Regions from separate parts of the Homo sapiens genome. Here region 1 is linked to region 2. The links are chromatin contacts, found by Hi-C or POLR2A ChIA-PET in ENCODE. All regions are on one chromosome and are shown on one strand. The core of a region is the stretch at or near the end of the contact, and the rest is flanking DNA. Distances in the headings are between cores, read along the strand shown. Region 1 overlaps ABL1 (ABL proto-oncogene 1, non-receptor tyrosine kinase). Region 2 has its middle 36 kb from the start of EXOSC2.

What was found. Hi-C counts contacts between places; a loop is a spot of excess contacts on that map. ChIA-PET counts read pairs that join two places held with the same protein, here RNA polymerase II (POLR2A). Pooled maps may share reads with other maps.
Region 1: a map of K562 shows a loop between it and region 2 (6-fold over the local background). The contact joins two enhancer-like sites. A Hi-C loop is called at or near these places in 3 of 168 maps with a recorded cell type or tissue (G401, K562 and astrocyte of the cerebellum) and 2 of 50 pooled maps. POLR2A ChIA-PET finds 5 or more read pairs at or near these places in 7 of 52 experiments (Caco-2, GM12878, H1 and 4 more).

Annotation. Positions count from the first base shown.
Region 1 is chr9:130,859,579-130,866,674 of GRCh38, reverse strand. ABL1 (ABL proto-oncogene 1, non-receptor tyrosine kinase) reads right to left here. Exons shown (of 11, transcript NM_005157.6): 4 at 3,640-3,912. Among named protein-coding and RNA genes, the nearest start is that of ABL1, 28 kb to the right of the region's middle. RefSeq lists enhancers at 1-193, 1-199, 3,187-3,687, 5,250-6,097, 6,098-6,947 and 1 more. Within about 2 kb of position 5,719, at least 24 of the 41 ENCODE cell types and tissues checked have a DNase peak (open chromatin) inside an H3K27ac peak, as active enhancers do.
Region 2 is chr9:130,726,482-130,732,881 of GRCh38, reverse strand. It overlaps a transcript of ABL1 not described here. Among named protein-coding and RNA genes, the nearest start is that of EXOSC2, 36 kb to the right of the region's middle. RefSeq lists enhancers at 1,714-2,550, 2,551-3,387. Within about 2 kb of position 2,506, at least 4 of the 41 ENCODE cell types and tissues checked have a DNase peak (open chromatin) inside an H3K27ac peak, as active enhancers do.

The sequences.
Region 1 (7,096 bases), core at 4,470-6,969, 130 kb before region 2:
GCTTTTTTCCTGTTCTCTTCTGTCTTCCTTCTGCCTGGAAGGTATATGAATGACCCAAGGTTGCTTGACTTGTTCACTATGGAGTTGCGGTTAAAAGTAGGCCCTTGCTCCCCCTGCTGGCAAAAGAGGACTCTGGCTCTGCCCTTGGAGAAGCCAGCGATAGGAAACAGGCTGGATGGGAGGAAACTGAGGCCCAAAAATCGGCTGAGGGAAGGACGCTTGGGCAAGGCTGCAAGGATTTTTCAAGGGTTTTGAAGAGGAAGGTAGATCGTAGCCACAAACTGCAAAGGAAGTAAATGGGAGAGTGGGGGGAAAAGGTGATTTTTTTTTAAAAGGCATAACTGTGGCTTATGTAAATATTTTATGGTATTTGAGAAATAAGAATCTGGGTTCAATTTTAAAAAAGAAGAGCTGAGCTTTGGAGCTGAGTGCCCCAGTTCAAATCCTGATGCTGCCACTCCTGGCTGTGTGATGCCAGGTCAGTCACTTAACCTCTCTCTCTTCCATTTTCTCAGCATTAAAATGTTGATACAGGGTGAATGTCCCTTAACTGAAAGGCTTGGGGCTACAAGTGTTTCGGAGCTCAGATCTTTGCAGATTGGGGAATATCCACACTATATTACCAGATGAGCACTCCAAATTAGAAAATCCAAAATCTGAAATGTTCCAGTATGCATTTCCTCTGAGCTGCATGCCGGTGCTCAAAAAGTTTTGGATTTGGGAGCATTTAGGATTTGGGATTTTAGGGTCCGGGATGCTCAACCTGGAAGGATCTTAAGGTTGTGAGGATTCAATGAGATGCGACATGTAGTAAGCACAGAGGTCTCTGCCAGGCACACAGCAAGGGCACGATGAAGCTGAATGTTAGCCACTGCCATGATTTAGAATCCACTCAAGGATTTCAGCTTTTTTTTTTTTTTTTTTTTTTGGAGACAGGGTCTCACTCTGCTCCCCAGGTAGGAGTGCAGTGGCACGATTACGGCTCACTGCAGCCTCAACCTCCCGGGCTCAGGTAATCCTCCCATGTCAGCCTCCCAAGTAGCTAGGAATACACACGCACCACCACGCCTGGCTGATTTTTGGTATTTTTTGTAGAGGCAGAGTTTTGCCATGTTGCCCAGGCTGGTCTTTAACTCCTGGGCTCAAGCAATCCACCAGCCTTGGCCTTCCAAAGTGCTGGGATTACAGGCGTAAGCCACCGTGCCTGGCAATTTCAGCTTCTATAGCAAAGGTAAATGCCCCATATTTACACTAATCTTATTTGACAAATAGGCAACATACTGCAGGGATGTTTCTGCGCACGGCCAGGAGGAAGGAGGGCTAATTTATTTAGCAGTTGCTTAGTACCGTATTTTCAGTTAACACACTTCCAGAAAGGGACATACTGCCTTTTCCCTAATTAGATACCACTCCGGGTGACTGCCCACAGAAATCCACGCAATGACATCCTGTAATTCTTTACCAACTGTGAGATCGTAAGTTAATTAGGCTCTTGGGAAAAATTATTAGAAGTATAATTAAAAGCAGAGTAACACATTATTAGTAAAGCACATTCTGAAAGGCACCCACTTTAGATTCAGTGATATAAGAAACCCACCCCACAAACCACACAGGTCTCCAGCAGGTACCCTTCTCTGGAGTCTCCTCCTTCAGTTGTTCAGAAAACAATGCCACAGCACCATCTACTGAAGTAGCGTTTCCTCAAATGTCAAGTTGTACAACCCGATCTTGGAAGTTTTCAGACAAGCTTTTACTGGTTGAAATCTAGGGTATTTTGCGCTTGGAATCTTCCTTCATTTGACAAATCCTGGTGAAAGTGTGCTGAAATCTAGGCCATTCTCAGTTTGCTGAGCTGGTCAAGGCCCCATTTCTTGGGTCTGGTCTTCAACCCTGTGCAACCCAAGGAGCTGGGGCACCTGCACAGCTCCCCCGTCCCTCCTTCGTTCACCCCCTGGTGGTGTCCCGAGGACTGCTGCGCTGCAATCCTTCTTCCTCCTACTACCTGGACCACCCTATGTCTCAGATGAAGAACTCTGTCCCATTCATTTTCTAATCCAGTGTTGAGCCCAGGAACCGTCAAATAGAAGTGAAGAACTTGATAAATATTTATTCAATTAAGAAAAAGTCCAGGGCCGGGTGTGGTGGCTCATGCCTATAATCCCAGCACTCTGGGAGGCTGAGGTAGGCAGATCACTTGAGGTCAGGAGTTTGAGACCAGCCAGGCCAACACAGCGAAACCCCATCTCTACTAAAAATACAAAAATTAGCTGGGTGTGGTGGCGGGTGCCTGTAATCCCAGCTACTCGTGAGGCTGAGGAAGGAGAATCGCCAATTTGGGGAGGCGGAGGTTGCAGTGAGCTGAGATCATGCCACTGCACTCCAGCCTAGGCAACAGAGTAAGACTCCGTCTCAAAAAAAGAAAAGAAAAAGTCCTATCTGAGAAATATCCAGGGTCCTTAAGGTAACCCCAAACCATGCCCCCACCCCAGTGCCAGTCCTGCCTCAAAGACAGGCACGTGCTGAATAAGAGCATCAGGAAGCCACCTTTGGTTTCTAGGACTAAAGAATGTGATCTTTTCTCTAAAGCAGCCACTTCATACCAGTCAGAAATCATACTTCCCATTTCACTATGCCTTTGGGTGAAGGCATCAGGTCAGTCAAGGAGTCCCTAAAAGGCAGGCATGTGGCTGCACCAGTCTCAATGTGTGCACCTGACTTCTGAGACACATGCACAAACTAAACTCTATTTTTCCCAGAGGTGGATGTTTCAGTTCTTTTCTAACAGCTCTAAAAAGGGGCTGCCTCTCTTGATTTCTGTGCACAGGTCAAGGTAATCAAAGTTCATTTAAAACAAGTGGAAATAATGTAAGTCAACACTAGGGGACACCCTCGCCACAGGGAAAAGCCTGGATCACATTTTGAAGAATGCAAAGGGCTGAAAATGAAAACTTCCTTCCCTTGGCGTCCTAAGGGTTTCAAAGAACTTCAAAAGAAGAAAAAAACCTGCCTGGAAACTACAAACACTATTCATTAGTGGAGAGGGTAAAGTCCCAGTTAACAAGAAAGACCAGACTGTATCTGAGTTGGTCAAAAGCGAGTTTCCTGGATGCCTTTCTAGCGGGGACACTTCCACCTCTGCCTGCAGGAGTCTGGGCAGCTGCAGAATTGGAACCCACTGGGGATGCCCAGGGCACCTGCCTTCCAAATCAGCCAACAAAAATCCACAGAAGAGTCAAATGCATTTTGGTTAAATCTTCTTTCAAAACTCAGAGATCTTTTTTTCCTCCTTAACTCTCGGTAGGAAGTGATCTCCATGCCGCACGAACAGCATGGAAATCCACGGCTTTAAAAGAACCTTGCCATAAAATGAGAAAACCTCTCCAAATGACTAATCTTTTTACACCAAAACCCCTCCATGCTTGTCAGCTCTCACCATATGTGGAAACACACTCGGACTATGAGAATGATTCCACTCCTACAAAGACACAGGAATGATATAAGACGGAAAAGTCAATTCCGTGGCGCCAATGAAGCCCTCGGACAGCAGGCAGGAGGTAGACTTCCAGGCAGATGCATCGCCTAATGCCAGCAGACGCCTTGCCCCACGTACCCTGGGCACCCCCGGCAGTCCCAGCCTACCTTCAAGGTCTTCACGGCCACCGTCAGGCTGTATTTCTTCCACACGCCCTCGTACACCTCCCCGTACTGGCCCCCGCCCAGCTTGTGCTTCATGGTGATGTCCGTGCGTTCCATCTCCCACTTGTCGTAGTTGGGGGACACACCATAGACAGTGGGCTTGTTGCGCTTTGGGGCTGGATAATGGAGCGTGGTGATGAGCCCGTCGGCCACCGTTGAATGATGATGAACCAACTCGGCCAGGGTGTTGAAGCGGCTCTCGGAGGAGACGTAGAGCTGAAGGAAACAGGGAACAGCCTTCAGCCCACAGAGACAGGCAAGCTCAAAGAGCTCACGTGAGCCAGTTTGGCTGAGCCTTAATTCACTACACAGCAAAATCTCACATAAGGAGCTCTCCACACAGGACAGAGTGTTTAGAAGATCACTTCTGCTGTCTTTCTCTACGTGTGCTCTAAGTTACTCGCTCAAGCAAAAAGACACAATAAAAGGCCTCAGGGCCTCTGTACCTGCTGCTGCTCCCTCTGCCTGAAATCTCCCACTCCCTCATCTTCCGTGCCCAGTTCTCGCTTCCCGTTCCAAGGCCAGTTTTAAGGTCCGTGAAGTCTTCCCCAACCACCCAATCTAAAGTCATCACACGGCACGGGTCATCCTACCACCTGTCTTACTTCTCAGCAATGGACCCACTACTAGCTCATAATTTCCTGTTTATCTGCTTAATTACTGTCTGTCTCCACCTAAGAGCATGCAAGCTTCATGAAAGCAGAACCCTAAGCTGTCTTCATTCCAATGTTGAGAACAGGAAATCAACATGTAATAAGTACTCAATAAATAACTGTTGATTAAATTAACACATGGTAGAACTTGGTGGGTAGTTGCTGGTAGGAAAAGCGAAGAATTCATTTAATTTATAATTTAAAGGGGATAAACCTAGAATGAAATAGTGACCAGAAGATGAAAACCACTAAACACATCCAACACGAGGAAGCAAAAGGAAGGATTTACGACACAAGAGCATTCGGTCCCCGTGTGAGAGCTACAGCAGGTGAGGACCTAGGGTCAAACCCTGCATGTAGAGTTTGCATCTGGACACAACAGAGCTGGAGAGGAAGGAGAAGGAGCAGGCTGGCAGAAAGCAACAATGCAGTGGGTGCCAGCTACCTGTTTTCTTCTCTTTTCATTGGTGTGGCAAGGGAATACTTCCTTACCAAAAACAATTCCACATGAAAAATCCACATAAAACATCTGGACTCCAGGCACATAACTGAATCTACTGGCTTGCTCAGGGTAGCCAACCATCACTGAAGGTGGAAAGAAGACTTAAAATCATGACTAGGCATTCAGAAGACTTGCCCAAACTGCAAAGATGTGGGAAGAAGGAGCAGATTTGGGACAGTGGTGATGCTTGGGACGAGAGGGAGAAAAGGGAACAGGATCAGGCTTCAGCTATAACTGTAATATCTTATTACTTAAAAAAAAAGAAAAGGGAAGAAAAAGCCTGAAATACACACAGCAAGGCCAAGGCCTTTGGCTGTGGGTTATGTCAGGCACCATTACTATACGTCTGTAATAGTAAATAAGAAAAATGTTTTTAAAAGAAGGTAGCAAAGAAATATACAAGTTAGTCCCATTGACAACTCTCAAGAAGGTAAAAAGGATTCGTCAACAGGAAGGTTTCTCTTTCTTTTGTTTTGCTTGGGGAGATAACACAAGTGAATTCCTAAAACAGGCAAGCCAAAGGCACACATTTTGGGGTTACAATCTTTTGGTAACAATATCACTAAAATAAAATTCTGAGAAACGCAAAACTTGTCTAGAAAGATTGCTTCACTCTGGGGAACTTGCTCAAGGTGTAAGGACTGTGGCCTGGGGACACTGGCTTATCCCTCTGCAAGACAGGACCGCTGAATGGCAAGACTTATCAGGATGTGGCGGCCCTGCTTTTATTCTTGAGAGCACGGAAGAGAAGCCTCTGAGTGAACTGCTCTAGGGACACACACCATGAGTCACGCTCAGACCCACGAACGTGCACACAGGAATGTGTCGGGGAGCGGAAGTCGGCACCGCTGAGGGCTGCCGTTAGCTTCATAACCACACGGTGACGTCCACGCACTCTCTTCACTGCTGGTCACCAACACAAGTGCTGCACACAAAGAAAACGGAGCGGGACCTGGGGTCAGCTCCCAATCCCCGACCCTCTGGAAAAGACTGTCAGCTGTCCGATTACTTCACTGCCGGTGGCAAGTGCTCCAACCCCTGTTCTCACGTTAGCTCAGCTGATGATGTGCTCCCTACCAAGGACTCTAGAGAAGTGAGAAAAGCCATTCCAAGAAGACATTCCTGCAATCAGAGCACCACTCCCATCTTGGAAATCACTGGCACAGTACAGAGTCAAAGAGCCCGTGTGGCCTGCTGGGCTCCAGGGCAGGGCACCTGGGAGCAAGTCTCATTATCCCTCTCTCCCGTCGGAGCAGGAAGCACATGGGCCTCAAAGGAGCGTTCCCCAACTGGCGGATCGGGTTCCTTCACTCCAAAGTGGAATGCTAAGGGCTCCCCTAAGTCCTAGTTTACGCAGAATTTCTTCTTGGGCTCATTTGATTCCCCCATTGGCTACTGTGTTAGAGACTTCAGTTACAGGAGGTTTCACTGAATGGCCCAACTTTATCCTTTTCAATAATTAAATTTATAGACCTTGTTGTGACTTAGTTCATTTTTCAACATAAAACTTACATACTGACACTTACTAAATACTAAAACCATTCTCCCCCAAAGGCACCGCATATTTGGTTCACAGCCATCTTCCCCGTGTCCCACTAACAGTCAAGGCTGGTGCTTCCTTCTGATTAGTTCCAGGTTTTGAGCAGCACTTGTTGGGGAACTGTGTAATCATCAGGAATTCATGGCATGTTCAGGGAAGAAAGTAGTGTCATGAATGGCATGTCATTACGCTATGCACCTGGTTCCATGAACACTCAGGTGCTCAGTCAGGGCTGCTGCCTCTCCCTAATCATGCATGAACCTGAAGGATGGGACTTGTCAAAGAAACGCTTAGAAACAGCATTTTGCCAGGAGCAGTGGCTCACGCCTGTAATCCCAGCACTTTGGGAGGCCAAGGAGGGCAGATCACGAGGTCAGGCGTTCGAAACCAGCCTGGCCAACATGGTGAAACCCCATCTCTACTAAAAATACAAAAATTAGCCGGGCATGCTGGTGGGCACCTGTAGTCTCAGCTACTTGAGAGGCTGATGCAGGAGAATCGCTCGAACCTGGGAGGCGCAGGTTGCAATGAGCCGAGATTGTGCCACTGTACTCCAGCCTGGGTGACAGCCTGTCTCAAAAAAAAAAAAAAAAAAAAAAAAAAAAAGGAAAGAAAGAAAAGAAACAGCGTTTCTTTTGACAGCCACACTGACAGGCCTAACGGAGCTTAGACTTGTGCAACCTTTGGCTGCTTTGGGCCCGGGAG
Region 2 (6,400 bases), core at 1,257-3,756:
GCCACGCTCCTGGCAGAAATTCAGTACTCTTAAAGGAGGACTTAAAGGTCATGCTAGCCTTTGCTCCTCTGAAGAACAGACGGACACAGTGAAAAAAAAAAAAACACTGTGCCTATAATGTTAGCTTCCCATATACATCCTAAAATGCGTGGGATCCACCAGACCCCCGGGATTTTACCACAAGCTGGGGAAAAGGTTTGTAACCTGAAGATGGTAACAGGGACAATATTCCCACTACAGCAGTATCCCAAGTGGATAGAACAAATTATGGCAGCACCAGAAACCTGGAGAAAGGAATAAGGACTTAAGCAGCTGTTAGTCATTTCCAGGAGAAAAACTAAATACACAGAGAAAATGAGTCCACCAGATTTGGTGAGAGGCCACAGGCAGCCACTGATATAAAAAAGATGAAAAGCAAGCTATTATAGATAAAGGATACTGCTGGCTCCACCAGGGGTCTCTCCACTGCTTAACAAAGAAGATCAGGTTGAGTAAATGTCCCCTTTCCTCAGCCGGTTCCCTGGACCCATTCCACACTGTTTATTCAAGCCATAACCATTCTCCCAAGCAGATGGCCAGTGGTGGTCCTCAGGAATATAAATTAGACACAAAGAGCCTTTTGTTGGCTATGTTGTTCCTGGCTCTCTTACCCCAGACTGACACAGTACCTGATACAGAACAGGCACTTAGTACTTGTTCAATGCCTGAACCTGCCAAACAAGTAGATTCAACTGCGTATTCACTAAGTAGCTAGTCTGTTAAAAAAAAATACTGTTCGATCCATGAAAATGTATAAACATGGTCTCCACTATCAAGGGACAAGTACTGAGTGTCAAAGAAAAATACAATTGGAAAAAAAAAAAGAATAGAGAAAGGTGAATTGGAAAGAAGCAGCAGGTATTTTGAAAGTTGAAAATTTGAAACAATTGACAGGAATCATTTAGCCTTTATCATTAACAGAAAAAAAAAAGTTTCCTGAAATAGCTTTCTTTCATCAATAAGAATTCTTTATATTCTATTATTCATTTCTAGGATCAAAGAAACCTATAGATTTAGTGCAATCAGAGAAGAAAATCCTTAAGGGTATTTCTGTTTGGGTATGGAAGCTGATAAAACCCACTCTAAAATGTATATGGAAATACAAAGGAGCAAGCCAAGACAATATTGAAGAACAAAACAGGAGGCCTTATTCTACCAGGCATTAAGATTTATTTTAAAGCTACAGTAATACATTGTAATACTGGTGCAAGGAAAGACAAACAAATTAACAGGAAGGAGTTCCCCAGCAGATCCACACGTACATGTATACCTGATTTACACAGCAGCAGATGTTCTTTTCAATTAAACAGCTAGGTCAATATGAGGGAAAAAATGAACCTTCGCCCCTACACAGAAAAAACAATTCCAGGCCAACTATAAACATGAGATGTAAGAGAGTGAAACTTCTTTGTGACCTTAGGGTAGACACAAAGATTTCTTACACAGACCACAAAAAAAGTACTAACCATAAAAGATTAAATTAGACTAAGTCAAAATTAAGGTTTATCAAAGACACCATTAAGAGAGTGAAAAAGCAGCCGGACGCAGTGGCTCACGTCTGTAACCCCAGCACTTTGGGAGGCCAAGGTGGGTGGATCACCTGAGGTTAGGAGTTCAAAACCAGCCTGGCCAACATGGTGAAACCCCTTCTCTATTAAAAACACAAAAACTAGCTGGGCATGGTGGTGGGCGCCTGTAATCCCAGCTACTCGGGGGACTGAGGCAGGAGAATCTCTTGAACCTGGGAGGCGGAGGTTGCAGTGAGCCGAGATCACACCACTGTAATCCAGCCTGAGTGACAGAGCAAGACTCTGTCTCAAAAAAAAAAAAAAAAAAAAAAAAAAGAGAGATAGAGTGAAAACGCACAATGGCTATAATTATGTAAATAAAGAGTGAAAAGGTGAACCACAAAGTGTAAGAAAATAGTCATAATAAATACACCCAACGAAGGACCTGTATTGAGAGTACACAGGCTAGGCACGGTAGCTCACACCTGTAATCCCAGCACTTTGGAAGGCCGAGGTGGGTGGATGGTTTGACCTCAGGAGTTTGAGACCAGCCTGGGCCACATGGTAAAACCCCAACTCTACAAAAAATGCCAAAATTAACCAGAAGTGGTGGCACACACCTATAGTCCCAGCTACTCAGGAGGATGAAGTTGGAGGACCGCTTGAGCCCAGGAGGTCAAGGTTGGAGTGAGCCGAGACTGTGCCACTGGACTCCAGCCTGGGCAACAGAATAAGACTCTGCCTCAAACAAAGAAAAAAAAAGGAAAAAAAATATAAATAACTCCTAAAAATCAATGAGGAATAAACATAAATAGAAAAATGGACAAAAGAGGTGAACTGGCAAGAGATACATAGGTACACATATATTCCAAATGGCCAGTAAACATATGAAAAGGTGCTTAACCTCATGAGTCATCAAAGAAGAGCAAATTAAGGCTGGGAGATACTACTGCACAACTACCTGCAAGGCTAACATTTAAAAGTCTGGCCGGAGGCTAGGCGCGGTGACTCACGCCTGTAATCCCAGCACTTTGGGAGGCCGAGGTGGGCGGATCACCTGAGGTTGGGCGTTCGAGACCAGCCTGATCAACACAGAGAAACCCCGTCTCTACTAAAAACACAAAATTAGCTGGGTTTGGTGGCACATGTCCATATTCCAGCTACTCGGGAGGCTGAGGCAGGGGAATCACTTGAACCCAGGAGGCGGAGGTAGCGGTCAGCTAAGATTGCACCATTGCACTCCAGCGTGGGCAACAAGAGCAGAATTCCATCTCAAAAAAAAAAAAAAGTCTGGCTGGGCGCAGTGGCTCACGCCTGTAATCCCAGCACTTTGGGGGGCCAAGGCAGGTGGATCACTTGAGGTCAGGAGTTCGGGACCAGCCTGGCCAACATGATGAAACCCTATCTACCAAAAATGCAAAAAAAAAAAAAAATAGCCTGGTGTGGTGGTGCATGCCTGTAGTCCCAGCTACACAGGAGGCTGAAGCAGGAGAATCGCTTGAACCCAGGAGGTGGAGGTTGCAGTGAGCCAAGATCACACCACTGCACTCCAGCCTGGGCGACAGAGTGAGACTCCATCTTAAAAAAAAAAAAAGAATATGCAGAATTGAACTTCTGCTTCTGTCCATAATGCAGTAAAAGTGGTATTAGATATCCTTTTGTCCTAAACAACTGTATGGCTGAATAAAATATTTGAGACGACTGTTTTCAGGCATTAGATGACAGGCAAGGCAAGGCAAGGCTGTGACCCTTGAGGAAAGAGAAAAACATAAGGTAAGTTGCATGTTGCTTCCAACTTCCTGCCTGGGGCACCTTCCCAAACACAGTGCAGGGAGATGAAACCTAAACTGACAGCAGCCATCTCTGTGAACTGAGGAAGCAAAGACTTGGATTTGAGGATGCTGAGGCAGGTAGAATTTGTAGGGCAAGAAATCTGAGAGAAGATGAGGGCATGGGTGGGGTGACAGAACACAGAGGTAGGCAGAAGAAGGTGGGAGGCATCCTGTGGGTCCATGGCTTCCAGATTCTATGCAGTTTAGCAGACAGCGGTGGCTGTGAGGCTGAGAACTGCACAGACACAGAGGTTTCACAGTGCTGGAAGACATTCAAGTACCAGTTCATCCAGGGTGGAGAGACTTTGCTGAGCACCTCTGTTATTTTGTTTCGACCCCAAAAAGGCCAAGCATTAAGTCTAAAGAGTACCCTCTATTCTAAGGGCCGGGTGTCTGGACCAAGGATAAACCCATACTAACAAAGCATAAAACCAAACCTGGCAGGGTCAAACTAACTTAACGACCAGTCACTTACAGTAATTTAAGTAACTACAGTAACCTAACTACTTGTCAAAACAAAATGAAAACTTCTTTAAAGAAAGATAACAAGATTGAGAATCCCTACAATATAACACCCACATGTCTGGCATACAATCAAAATTATTTAACATGCAAAAATGCAGGAAAATCTGACTCATAATGTACAGAAAAAGCAATCAATAAAAACAGACCCCAAGATGACTCAGATATTTAAATTAGCAGGCACGGTCTTTATTACAAATACCTTCTAGGATTTAGAGGAAAAGACAGGTCTAATGAATGAAAACATGGTGAATCTCAGCAGAAAAATACAAACTATAAAAAAAAAAAACAGGCTGGGCGCAGTGGCTCATGCCTGTAATCCCAGCACTTTGGGAGGCTGAGGCGGGTGGATCACAAGGTCAGGAGATTGAGACCATCCTGGCTAACACGGTGAAACTCCGTCTCTTCTAAAAAAACATACAAAAAAATTAGCCGGGCGTGGTGGCAGGCGCCTGTAGTCCCAGCTACTCAGGAGGCTGAGGCAGGAGAATGGCATGAACCCAGGAGGTGGAGCTTGTAGTGAGCCAAGATCACTCCACTGCACTCCAGCCTGGGCGACAGAGCAAAACACTGTCTCAAAAAAAAAGGAAAGAAAAGAAAAAAAAAAAAAACCAGCCAGGTACAGTGGCTCACACCTGTAATCCCAGCACTTTGGGAGGCGTAGGAGGGCAGATTGCTTGAGCTCAGGAGTTCAAGACCAGCCTGGGTAACATGATGAAACCCCGTCTCCACAAAAAAAAAAAAAAAAAATCAGCTGGACATGGTGGCGCATGCCCATAGTCCCAGCTACTCAGGAGGCTGAGGTGGGAGAACAGCTTGAGTCTGGGAGACGGAGGTTGCAGTGAGCTATGATTGCCACTGCACTCCAGCCTGAGTGACAGAGTGAGATCTTGTCTCCAAAAAACAAACAAACAAAAAAAGAGGCAAAAACTGAGAGTATTTATAGTTATATTTTCATTCTAAATATTGTTCCTTTTCTAAATATTCTACCTTTTCTTTTTCTTCATTAGTCTTACCAGAAGTGTGCCTAGATCAATAATATTTTTCAAAGTTAGCTTTTGGTTTTATTGATCATTTCCATTCTTAATTTGTTTTTATTTTTATTATTCTCTTCTGTGTACTGTGGGATTACTTTGGTTCTCTGGCTTCTTGAGTTACATGCTTAGTTCTCTTGTTCTTGTTCAGTCTTTCCTGTTTCCTAATAAATGCTTTTTTTTGGGGGGGGGGGGCGGTGTCTCACTCTGTCACCCAGGCTGGAGTGCAATGGCGCGATCTCGGCTCACTGCAACCTCTGTACCCCGGGTTCAAGGGATTATCCTGCCTCAGCCTCCCGAGTAGCTATAGGCAGCTGCCACCAAGCCCAGCTAATTTTTGTATTTTTAGTAAGAGACAGGGTTTCACCATCTTGGCCAGGCTGGTCTTGAACGCCTGAACTTGTGATCCACCCACCTCAGCCTCCCAAATTGCTGGGATTACAGGCGTGTGCCACCACGCCCGGCGGAATAAATGCTTTTAAGAGTAAAAGAAGTGATAGAATTAAAGGAAAAAATAAACGAATATATCATTATAGCTGTTGATCTTCAGCATCACTCTCTCAGTAAAAAAGAGAGATACCGCCAGGCACAGTGGCTCACACCTGTAATCCCAGCACTTTGGGAGGCCCAGGAGGGCAGATTGCTTGAGCTCAGGAGTTCAAGACCAGCCTGGGTAACATGGTGAAACCTTGTCTCTACAAAAAAAAAAAAACCTCAGCAAAGCTATAGATGAAGTAAGTACAAAATAAAAAGTAAGAATATAGAAGATGTTTAAACAAAAGCATGAAACAACTTGATTTATAGAAAACTACATGCAACAACACAAACTTTTTTCAACTACAAATGGAACATTCACTAAGACAGGTTATATGCTGGGCCATAAAATTAGTCTTGGTAAATGTCAGAAGACTGAAATTCTACAGAAGATGTTCTCTGACCACAATGAAATTAAATTAGAAACCAAGATATCTAGAATTCCCAAATACTTGGAAATCAAACACTTTGATAATAACACATGAAAACTTATGTGATGAACTTATGTGATAGAGCTAACGCAGTGTTTAGTAGGAAATACACAGCTTTAAATGCCTATGTTGGACAAGAAGGGTTTGGAATCGATCTAAATTTCTACTTTAAGAAGCTAGAAATAAAGAACAAATTAAACCCAAAGTAGGCTGGGTGCAGTGGCTCACGCCTATAATCCCAGCACTTCAGGAGGCCAAGGCAGGAGGATCGCTTGAAGCCAGGAGTTTGAGACCATCCTGGGCAACATAGCAAGACCCTATCTCTACAAAAAAAAATTTTTTTAAGTAAAAGAAAGAAAATAAAGAGCAGAAATCAATAAAATGGAAAACAATTGAGAAAGTTAACAAATTTTTTTTGAAAAGATTAATAAAATTGGTAAACCCTCAGCAAAACTAACTGAAAAGGTGTGTGTGAGAGAGAAACAGAGAGAAAAAACACA